Regions from separate parts of the Mus musculus genome. Here region 2 is linked to region 1. A link is a contact called in ENCODE Hi-C data. All regions are on one chromosome and are shown on one strand. The core of a region is the stretch at or near the end of the contact, and the rest is flanking DNA. Distances in the headings are between cores, read along the strand shown. Region 1 overlaps Pde4d (phosphodiesterase 4D, cAMP specific). Region 2 overlaps Pde4d (phosphodiesterase 4D, cAMP specific).

Region 1 (5,591 bases), core at 1,191-3,690:
CTCTTGTCAGTTAACTGGAACAATGGTCACCACCTTTACCAACCTTAGCAGAATTTTTTTTCCTGTCCTTTCTTCTCTTGCATAATCATCTGTGACCTCGAGAATCTGTATAAGGCAGATTTTACATACTTAGACATTGCATGTTGAAACGACACACCATACCTGGTACACACAACTGTGAGGAAATACTTTGGCCATGAAGCCATATTTCTCCCCACTCCCAGGGCACTTTCTCTAATGGCTGGCCCTCTGATCTGTATACCATATGGGACACAAATGTAAGCCCTTACATTAGCCTGTTTTCTGTCGTAAGATAATATAGTTGATAAGTTAACAGGAAGTGAGGTGGACTTTGATGTGAGTTTTGGTTTTGAGCAAGGAACACTGTTTAAGAATGGCCTACTTGTAGGTTGAGTCCCAAGGTGGCCGGAGACAAGAATGAGCATCTATATGAATGTTAGTAGAGTCTCACTGCTCTTAAAATCCACCGGGACTTAGTCATGGGCGCTGCACTCTAATGACCTTATCCACTCCTAATCACTTCCACACTCAAACCATCTCCAAATAGGACCATTCCTGCTTTGTGGGGAAGGATATGAGAGTTCAGGCTTGGGGCTTACGTGGGTTGCCTAGAGCCCTCTAAGGAACAAGGGGCAGAGATAAGCTTGTATTCAAATATTCAAATTGTATGATTCTCAGTCCAGGACAGGCCCCTCCTTCCTGAAGCTTTTAACTTGGAGGCAGGGACTTGATTTTTTTTTCTTCTTTTTTTAATGATTACATTTGAAAATTTAATTTTATAACTTATTGGGATCAGCTTATGACTGATTGTAATGGAGAAGATACTCTAAAAAATAGTATTGAAATAAATAAAGTAAGTACTGCAGATAACATTCATAATATAAAAGAATAGTCTTGGGCACAGACATAGGGGGAGGGGGCCTTAGCCTAGGCCTTACCACCAGTTGTTCTTTCTCTAAGAAGCTTAGCGATACAGTGTCTGAATTCTGCTGCACAGGATCCTGAGGTTAAAGGAAGTGTTCAATGCCATCTGCTGAGAGGAGCCAGAATTCCCCCTACAGGTTCTCTAAGGTGGCTTTGTGCTGCTCTGAACACTGTGAACTCCCCTCCCACTATCACAGTCACTGCTTTTTAGCCTTTGGCTAAGATCAAGTAGAATGTTTCTTCTTGTGGCTTTTAATAATTGATGTGTTCTCCATCCAAGGACAACGTATTTAGACTGTGTGTGCATTACAAAGAACTGAGCTCCACTTAATGGAGAATTTTAAAATAAGAGGTGTGCTTGAATTCTCTTGGATCCCATTCTTCTTTTGACATTGTTTCCTCCAACGTGCCACAGTGGATCATGCTTTGATAAACAGGATGAAGGGCCCCAGGTCTGAGGCTGCATTCCAGAAGTATTTCTTCCACAGAGCTGGGGAGCATTTTCCTCTGCACAGAGTATTGGTAACACGTATGTGTTTTCCCCCAACCCCACCCCATACTCATTCGGGGTTAGCTTTGAAGAATTGTGATGGCATCCAATGAAAATAAAGTGAACAGAAGAAATGGCAGATTATACCTGTCCAGGGTTAACGTGAAGGATAGTCTTTCGTGATATAAGATGGATTTCCTTATCAGCTACCATGAATTTTATATTAGGCTCAGTTAAAAGACAAACAGAAAGACAGAGGACAGGAGAAGGCAGAGGGCAAAAGGTTAAAAAAAAAAAAAAGATAAGGACAAAGAGAGGAAGAGGAAAGAGAAAAAGCAACGTCAATGGCTCCGTAGGTCCTGAGGTGAGTGAGCTGCTTGCAGCTCAACAGCTTTGGTCAGCATCCTGTTATTGTCTTTGGGCATCAGAATACACTTCACCACCCTTTGAAATTTCCATACACACTACAATGATTTTGCTGTAATCTTTCTTTCCTGGGAAACGGCTTATTCGTTTTTTTTTTTTTTTTTTTTTTCTTTTTTTTCTTTTCAACCCTTGAGGTCATTTTCTTGTTTCAGGTTTTATTTTTACAAAGTCCTGAAGACTTTGCAATGGGTAAAATTGTGAATTTAGTCTTCAGCATCTCCATGACAAATTTAACTCTGGGCCAATCACTAAGAGGGGGTGGGGGTGGGGGTGGGGGTGGGGGAAGTGGCTTCTTCCTCCCCAGGCTAAAATGTGACATTTCTAAATATGCCCATCATTACTTCGTTTTTTGAGTATTTGAAAATGCATGATTATAAGTCTTAGTTCTCAGGGCTTTATGTCAAACCTACTTACTGTCCCTTGTAGCTGCCGTGTCTTTGTTTTTGACGAGCATTGAGATACTCTGTGCTCTTCAGTTCTTTTTAAACTGCCTGGGGCTTCAAGCGCCTCTGTCACTGGTGTGGAGTAGAGCCCACAGGAACGATGTCACTTCCTCTCCCTTCCCCCTCCCTACTCCCACCAAAGAGCACTTCCTGCCGCTTCATTTCAACTGGCTGTGCTGCGGGATGCCATGTTAGCTCAGGGCACTCAATTTTTTTTTTTTTTTTTTTTTTTTTAATGAGAGCGGCAGTTCTGGATACACAGAGCTCAGAGCGCCGGAACTGATTCTTTGTGAAGCCGAACCCGGATCTAACTCTATTCCTAGAAGAGCACCAGTTCCCTCCTTACAGAGGAGGCCACTAAATAGAAAACTTCCACAGACACAAGGCTAATGGAATTAAGTTAAGGACTCATTTTCGTCTTAGAAAAATAACACATATAGAGGGGCATGATTTTTCGCTCACATTGAAAATGAGTTTTCACTTGTATAAAAGCGAAAATATAATGACTCATTAAGTACACTGTATGGCTGCAGGGAAACCAATAAAAGTGCAATAATTCCAAGTCATATTAATTATCATCCAGAAGAAGCCAGAACACCTTGAGTCTTAGCACAACAAGAAACACAGACTGTACACAGCATATCACGCATACGGTAGAGTACAGAGTTCACGCTGACTCCGTGATTCAAGAGCTTCTTCCTCGGAACACAGAATGGCCCAACGTGTACACCTGCCCAGGCAGCTTGATCTACTGGGCTGTGGCTCAGGCGGACACCAGGCTTCACGAGGCTGCTCGCTTGCCTCTCAGTGCTGGCCGCCGTTGGTTCTTCCTTCTGAGCACAGGATTTCTGCTCATTTTTATTCTGGAAACAATTGTCACTGTGTGAGACAATTTGTCATTCCCAACCCTGGGACAGTCTTCCTTGAATGAGGATTCTCAGTTTGCTATTCTTTCTCCCACCAACACCTCTGTTCCCATCGAGAAAACTGTTATCTGTTCAGGCAAATCCTGATTTCGGAGCACACTGACTCTCTGCCAATAGGATTTTTGGTTAGAAGTTATATACACACATATATATGTATGTGTATGTGTATGTGTATGTGTATGTGTATGTATATGTATATGATATAATACACATATATTAGTATATGTATATTGCATATATATACACATATTTATGTTGTATTTTAGATTTCATCTTTTTTAATTTTCTCTTTATAAAACTCACCTTATTACCTGTAATAAATTTCTAATAAATAAACTTTCTAACCCCTCCTCCCCTTTACCTTGCCTTTATCTCTAGCCCTAAGCACCAAAGGGTACAACCTCTACTCTCCAGTTGCTTTCCCCCACACCACTGGAGCAGTTCCCATCGCCGTCCATCTAACTTTTTCCGGGACCTCCTAAAGATAGCTCAACGTTCCCAGTTCAGGTTTGAGGGCCTTATGCTCTCCCACCAGACCCAAGCCAGACTCCCCAAGGCTTAGGAGGCCATGGCGCTACTCAGACACTACCATCCCCCACCTCTTCCTTCCCAGCACACCTTGCTTCCATTCCGCCTCTGCGCCAGTACGCATGAGCATTTCTCTTTCTCGTCGTGTCTGTGCCAGATTCTGTCCAGTGTCACTACACTTGGTGCTCTGTGCTCTCCCCATGTCCTCCTGTGGGGTCATGCGTTCAAATCTCAGCTGCTCCTGTGTCCTGTGCAGGGTGACCTTTTCCTTCAGACAGCTAAGACTTGGTTACTGGGCTAAGCACCATGTGCCTGGCTCATTTCTCCACACAAGGAGTAGTTTCCAGAACAAAACACTAAACCTTAGAATGGCCAGTCACCAGACCTTTTCAAAAACTATCCTCTAAATATTCCGAGTCTTTTTTTTTTATTTTTACATTAATATGCATTTTAAAAAATTGTTTTAAAACCCTCAAATTATTTTTAAAGGTCTTCCATTTGCTCTTTTTTCTATTGTTGTACGTGTTGGTTTTTCTACATAGCTAGTTGCTATAGGTGAGTGTTAGACTGTGCATACTAGTGTTACATATTTAACTCAGCCTATATTTCTTCCAGCGGTTATGATTTGTATCATCTCCTAATTCAGTCTGTTAGTATCATTCCAAACTCTGGGCTTGACATGATGCATTTGGAAGATGAATCTTAATGTTCTTAACCATCAAATGAAAGTTACCTGCCTATACACACAGCTCTTCTATTTCAATTAGTGTAGCTTCTGTAGTCCTTTAATGACATCTGCATAAAGAAGGGGTGTGCATATAAGGCAGGAGTCAAATACAAATTTTAACTGCTAACTGGTATACTTCTTTATTATCACTTCAAACTTATCATTAAAAAATAGAGTATATAAAAGATTAATTGTAGACTTTAAAGTACAGTTAAGTATAATCTGGTTCAGTGACCTGGTTAAATCCTTGATCCAGGCACTTGTCCATTTCCATAGGAGCACTTTGTCATTTCATTCTGGATATTCTAAAAATAATATAAGCATTAAGCTCAAAGAGGTAACTCACAAACTTTGCCTCATGATAAGGATGGCAAGAGAGTTAACCAAAGGGGTAGAGACTATAGTCCTAAGTAAAGGAGGTAAATAATCCCAGAGCAAGTAACATTAAAACACTGTCTTAAGAATGAACAAAAATTCAACAAAGAAAGAAATGAGTGACTGGGTAGAAGAGGTGACAGCCTTCAAGGTGCGGGGCTTGTTGGGAATGGAGATTTCGACAGCTGTAGAACTCAAGGGCGCGCTATTTGGTCTGTGAGCCTACAGTGAAATTCTGCAGATGTGAGTCTAGTAATGATAGGTGTAGGAGCATAAGAAAATACATGTATATTATCTACCATGAAAAAAAAAATCAAGTCTGTTCAAGTAGGGGATGGTATGTTTTAGAAAGACAGGTTTGTTAAGATCACGGAAGACAGATGTTTGAGCCAGGGGAACGAGGGAACATCTTTCTGTGTATGATAAAAGATTTTATTATTAAAGTACATAACTTGTGAAAAGATATATATAAGACCTGGTCAGTTCATTGTAACTTGTCTTATTTTTTTAAATAAGTAAATTTGATTATATCTTTGATTCTATAGATAAGTAGGAAAAAATGTTGGACAAGGAGAGCAATACCTCTTTACTTGGGTTTTGTTTGCCTGTTGGAAGGTTGTGATCCAAAGCTAACTCACTCTCTCACCAAGCCTGTGTTTCTCTGGACTCAGTTTCAAGGGAATACCTCAGGCTTTGGTCCACTCACAGGCCACTTGTGAGTCACAGTCTGA
Region 2 (6,004 bases), core at 275-2,774, 680 kb after region 1:
CCTCCTCCGTTCACACGTAGAAGCAAAGACGCCTCCCTTCATGTGGCCTTTGGCCAGTTGCATTGATTATTCCTCAGTGAAGCCAGTGTCATGCTAGGGATAGCCGTGATGATGGTGATTTCAGCTAAGCTGACAAAATAGCTTTGGATGTACACAGCTGCCTATATGAATCCAAGCTGTATCAATGAATGGAGAACGCTGTGTGAATTTGTCACTTCTCTTGCTGCAGTAAAACACCATGACCAAGGCAACCGGTAGAAGGAAGGCTTTGTTTGACTCGGTGTTCCATTATGGCAGAAGAGACGTGTTGTGGCTAAGGGCAGGAAAACTGAGGGCTCCTATCTGGAACCGCAAGCAGGAAGCAGAGAGAGGCCAGGAAGAGTTGTGTGGCTTTTAAACCTCAAGCCTGCTCCTAGGATAGACTTCCTTCAGCAAGGCCATACCTCTAAACAAGCTCAGACAGCCCAAACTCCACCACCCATGGGGACCAAGTATTCAGAAATCTGTGCCTATGCGTGATATTCTCGTTTCTCATTCAAACCACCACATATGTTAATGTGTCTTAGTCAATCCACTTAGCCAAGAAATGAAAATACAAACATCAACTTAGGTTCCTGTTAATTTGGTTCCAGGAACTCCTCAACAGACATAGTACGTACGGTGTCAGACTCTTTCTAAATAAGTGTTTCGGGTATTTATTTGCTGTTTTAAATAAAGTCATTTTGGGGGAAAAAAATCAGGTCATGGTTTAGTCTTGGATGTTTCAGAGGATGACTTAGGTCTTAAAGGTCAGTCTTAAATGTTTATGATACTCTCAAGAGCAGATACCACTTATGAAATGGTACATTTGATCTCTCTGGGCCTCTGCCTTGTCATGTTTTGGTTTAGTCTCGTTCCCTATTCAAACCCTCCCATTTTGTCTGTGATGCCAGTCTGGGCCTCAGAGCTGGTTAAGTCAAATTCATGTGGTTTATCACTAGGGGGCGCCAAATACAAATAGATTCAGTGGATCTACTAGCGGTCAGGTTTTCTTAATAGAGTTTCTCAGGAAAGAGTTTTTATCATGTGAAAGTAAATTCTAAATTATATAATTTAAAGGATTGATTATAAACGAATTCTGGGTTGTTATTGACACCCCCTAAAACTATCTCAAGGCACTTGAAAAACAAACAGAGGCTCCCTAGTTTGTGATAGCTATTTGAATTTAGCGTCTGAATTTCAGTTATGCCTCAGAATTCTGTATGGAGGAATTAATAATCACATTTTCATCTGTCAATATAATCTAAGCGTTAACAGTATATGTAAGCACCTACTTAATATTGACTTTATTCCTGGCTACTACACATCTCCCTCTGTGTCTTTCATTTTTATGTAGAAGGGTATAAAACGAATATGATTGGTTATATAGGATCAGATGTTTTCAGTTTCCTGAGTGCTGTGTGATAAACTACTGCTGCTAAGACGACCTCCCTGAGTCTGAGGTGCTGTGAGAGCCAGTCCCGTGGGACACGCCCACACGTACGTACACCTCCCCCAGCCCTTCCCTGCCCTACTGAATGCTGTCCCATTTTAAGTCAGCCTTCGACTCTTCCATATACGATCGATCGTCCTCCGTCGACACACAGGCAGTACTGCCTGCTGTGTGCAGTGCTATGAGGTACTTTACTCTCTGTCACTTGAGAGTACTGTGAAGCCACACTGTCTGATTTCAGATCCCAGCCCTGTCTGTGGCTTCCTGACTGTGTGACAGCTATTCTCTTTACAGCCCAGGTGTGTTGTTCATTGATTACCTTTTCATGGCCCTATCTCAAAAGGTGTTTCCTATCTTGTGGTGTGAGGTCGGGGGTGTTGGGGTGTGTTGCGATCAGGTGTTCCCGGGCTGTGAGCCTCTGAAAACTCCCCTGGTTAGTAACTGAAATGTGTGCAGATTTTCCTGGGGCTGCTCTCTGTTCCCTCTGTCCCTCTCCTCTTCCACAAAGTCCACATGACTTCCTCAGACTCTCCTTCATATCGGCACTGTGGCACGTTCAAGCAGCAAGGTGAAATGTGTAAGGCCTCCCGTGATCTGGATGCCACAGTCAGAGAGTCATTTGATCACAAAGGCCAGCTCAGTGTCACTGTAGAATGTTACAGCTTGCTAGGGTATTTCTATGCAGATTAAATTGCTGCAGTGGGCACCCTAGAAGTTCGGACTGTATGCTAAAGTGAGGCTTCTTAAACTTAACCCACTTGTGACCTGTGACTGAGAAATCTTCACGTGACCCTAAACATATGGGTCTATAAAATAAATGTATTAACCTAAAATTTACTGATAATAATCACAAAGAGCTGCATTGTAAAATGATTTCTTGGTGTGCCTAACAGGTTTTCCCTAACTTATTAAAGAATAAAATAAATCTGCACGCTGGTGGATGGATCTGATTGTTTGATTTTTTATGCAGAGTCAAGTTGTGGCTGTTTGATACTGTAGGATGCACAGTCGCTTCAGTGTGATTTGGAGTTGATCAGCCGTTTAGTTTTGTAATCCTCAATACTAACAGCAACACCCCTTTGCATAATAAATACACAGAGTACAACGTGGCAGAAATGTGGTTAGGGGCAATTGAAAAAAGGAAATCGTGTTTTAATCTCAATCACACAAAATGTGTCGCAAGGCTTAAAAAGCAGGACCACTCAAGGCAGCAACTCAAATAGTAGTTTCTAAATCACTAGCAATACAACCCAAAGCTACTCAATTTGATAGTTAACTTGGCCAAGAATGGCAGAAAAATATAAAGTGTGTTTCGTGTAATTGGATTCACTGTGTGCAGAGTAAAAGCCTGGCAATTAATAACATATAACCTGATTTGAGCCAAATTTGTTCCAGCATTGCTCTGTGGTGTTACCTCACAGTGCAGAGCATGCATACCGTGCAGTCTTAGCCAGGGTCCTATGAAGTCACATTATATACAACCCAGGTGACACCAGACGCCTCAGATTCATCGTGCACTTGATTTTGATTTTCTATTGTTGTGTGTTCAGAAACGTTGTACTGTTGCAAAACTTTGTGACCTTGCATTCAGTCTCATGTGGGGTTCTGACGCACAGTTGCAGAAGCTGGGTACTAAAGGCGTTCAAGTTCAAGTTGAAATCCATATCCTGAGTATCAGCGTGCAGTGGGGAAAACCATTTTCCCACCCAGGTCTCACTGTGCGTGGAAGTGGGGGATAGGGGCGTTGACACCGAAGCTGCTCTCCGCCTCTGTGATGATTCGGATTAACGTGTTGAGAGTGGAGACAGGAAGGAACAGACCAGATTAAATGGTATCTTACAGAAGACAGGACTGGTCACAATGTTTCGAAGAAGAGGAGTAGGCTGGTGGAAGGGAACACCCTAGGGTTACTCAAGGATTCGCTTGGATGATTTATGTTAAACACCTGATAGCTTGTGACTCACACGAGATACCCACTGAATGGACAGAAAGAGTCACAGATTTCATCTGAGGCACTGGAAGAAACACGGGCCCAGTGACTGCAGTTGGAGTAGTTATACGGACTACTTTAAATAGAAAAACGGTTCACGGTTTTGAAGAAGTTCCAGGTGACGTTAGGGCAGGACATTTGAAATGGGAGAGTATGGTGAGTTTGGAAACGTGGTACCGAAGTTCAGGCGAGAAGTCGTCATGAAGAAGCGTAGGCCCGAAGCAGCAGCCCGTGGCCAGCCAGAGTGGAAGCCTTAACAGAAGGCAAAGAAAGGCATGGCCAGAGAAACCCGCAGAAACAGGCCTGGGGAGGGAGTGCAAAGTGTCTTCAAATAAGGCAGGATATGTCAAAGGTAAGAAAAATGGAGGACAGAGGAGAGGCGAGGGGTGTTCTGCTGGGTTATTCTGGTGGAGAAGTGGGGTTGGGGGTTAGAGGAATGTAGGAAATGAACCCAAAGGTGTGATGAGTGTCTGAGAACCCCAGCAGCAAAAGACCTGATAGTAATATCAGAGGCAGAGAAGGCCTTTCCCACCCTCACCCTTGGGATGTGTTTTACCACCCTCACCCTTGGGGTGTGTTTCAGGCTCTCCCTCTCTCCCGGGCCCCCTGCTGCCGAAGTGGATAGTACAGAACCCTATATAGGCTGTATGTTTTTTCTTAGTTATGTGAAACTGTAACTATTTTGTAAAAAAAAAAAAAAGATAAAAAATACACTAGAATATTAGCAACAGTCTGCTATCATCAGTGTTATTAAAACCTTGAGAATATTTCTGGGGTCTTCCATTTAGCATTTTCAGCACGGAGTTGGCTGAAAGTACCTGGAATTATGGAAAAGGACATTGCAGGACTGCTGTGCTAGACAGGTGTTAGGGTGAAAAATACTGAGGCAGGCCTGGGGCAGGGTGGGCGCCATAGAGTAACCAGGAGGCAGAGATGATGTAGGGTGCTGTAGAGTAACCACGGCAGGGAGTCCTAGAAGGACAGAGTGACAAGAATATAGACCTTATGCAGAACTTTGCAATAGACTAAGAGCAATGAATTTCTCTTGTTTCTCACCCACAAGATCTCTTAGGATAAAAGTTACACAGAATAATACCATGTCGAGCAGAATAGAAAAGGTTGGCTTTCCCACAAGAATGTCCAGTACATTTTAGCCCTCAGGATAACAAGGTAGGCTTGCTCTCAGTTTCAGCTCTGCATGCCTAAAAGCTATTCAGTTCTTTCTCGGCTTCATCTGGGATGATAAAAATGTTCTTCTGATCAGAATATAGAAACTGGAATCTGTATGCATAACTGCATTCTATATCCAGACAGAGCCATGAACTTTCAGATACTCCCGCCCTCCTTCAGTCAGATTTATATTTTAGACTTTGTTAAGTTTTAGAGTGTGACGGTATTAAAATAGAAACAAAGGATTTTGACCGCAGCCTTCCCCAAGGAGAAGGGATGCATTCTCGGTTGTGAAGTCTGGACCAGTGGCATTTCATTATGATTGTGCCTGTGTGTTGGGCAGGGGAGGGAGCAAAGCTGCCTTTATCACCAGGAAAGCCACGTGTTTGGGATTTGAGAGAGACTGTGCGCATTGAGATGGTATCAGAATCCACACAGACTGGCAATGCTTATTTAAGAAACGTCTACAGATCTTGATGGTTTTGTGGTCGTTATCCGTCCCTGTGAGGGGGAAGCCCCATTCATCTCACAGGCTGCAGGGAGACCTTTATTAAATGGCGTTCACCATGTGGGAAGGAAAGCCTCTTTTCCTTCAGAGGCTCACCTCGCCAACCAATCACGAAGCATACTGAGCCTCAACCGTACCCCCTGCCCTCCTAGAGCAGAGATGGAATGTGATTGGTGCATAGTTGGTTCTGTGGGCGGGGTTTCATGTCACTCTTCCCGGCTTCCCCCGCAGTTCCTTATTTGGTAGCCTTTGACAGAACTAGTCTTTCTCACAGCTAAGCATCTTGATATACATTATTCATTAAGCCCTGGAGCTCGGGAGAGAAAGATGCAGACCCTTAGCTCTTTAGCTGCTCCTCCATCACATGGATATTCCTTATGCAGAATAGCTGCTGAATTCCGTTCCATTTTGGAGTTTTACAAATGGCATGTGTTTAATGAGAAGACGACTGGATGGGATCATAATACGATGCTTTCTTATTTATACTTAATTACCAAAAATATTTAAATTCCCACACCCTGAATGGCTTTGTGGAAATTGGTAGAAGTCACGGTTTGAAGAGAAGCACATTTTAGAACTTGCTGGCACATACACATATAGACACATAATCTATCAAAAATGCCTGAAGCAAACTATTTATTGTCAGTGTCTTGGGGCTACATAAAGGTAAGATTTATTTTGCCGATAAAAACTGTCTACTTTCATTGAACAAGTGGTGGATTTTAACTAATTATAACGGTGTCTGAGCAATTTATTTCTTCTCTTAGATATGAACTGGGAAAGAAGTGTGTTTTGTTGCTGAAGATAAGATTGTATAACTGAGTGTCAGGTGTATTTTGTGTATTAAGAAAGGTTTTGCATGTGC

Evidence for each region. Hi-C counts contacts between places; a loop is a spot of excess contacts on that map.
Region 2: a loop to region 1 is called in a map of v-Abl transformed pro-B cells, with 4 times the contacts of the local background. The contact joins two enhancer-like sites. A Hi-C loop is called at or near these places in 2 of 37 maps with a recorded cell type or tissue (T-helper 1 cell and v-Abl transformed pro-B cells).

The regions. Positions count from the first base shown.
Region 1 is chr13:109,237,043-109,242,633 of GRCm38, forward strand. All of the region lies in intron 3 of Pde4d (phosphodiesterase 4D, cAMP specific), which reads left to right. Among named protein-coding and RNA genes, the nearest start is that of Mir582, 85 kb to the right of the region's middle. Within about 2 kb of position 2,441, at least 2 of the 3 ENCODE cell types and tissues checked have a DNase peak (open chromatin) inside an H3K27ac peak, as active enhancers do.
Region 2 is chr13:109,921,468-109,927,471 of GRCm38, forward strand. All of the region lies in intron 8 of Pde4d (phosphodiesterase 4D, cAMP specific), which reads left to right. Among named protein-coding and RNA genes, the nearest start is that of Mir1904, 21 kb to the left of the region's middle. Within about 2 kb of position 1,525, at least 1 of the 3 ENCODE cell types and tissues checked has a DNase peak (open chromatin) inside an H3K27ac peak, as active enhancers do.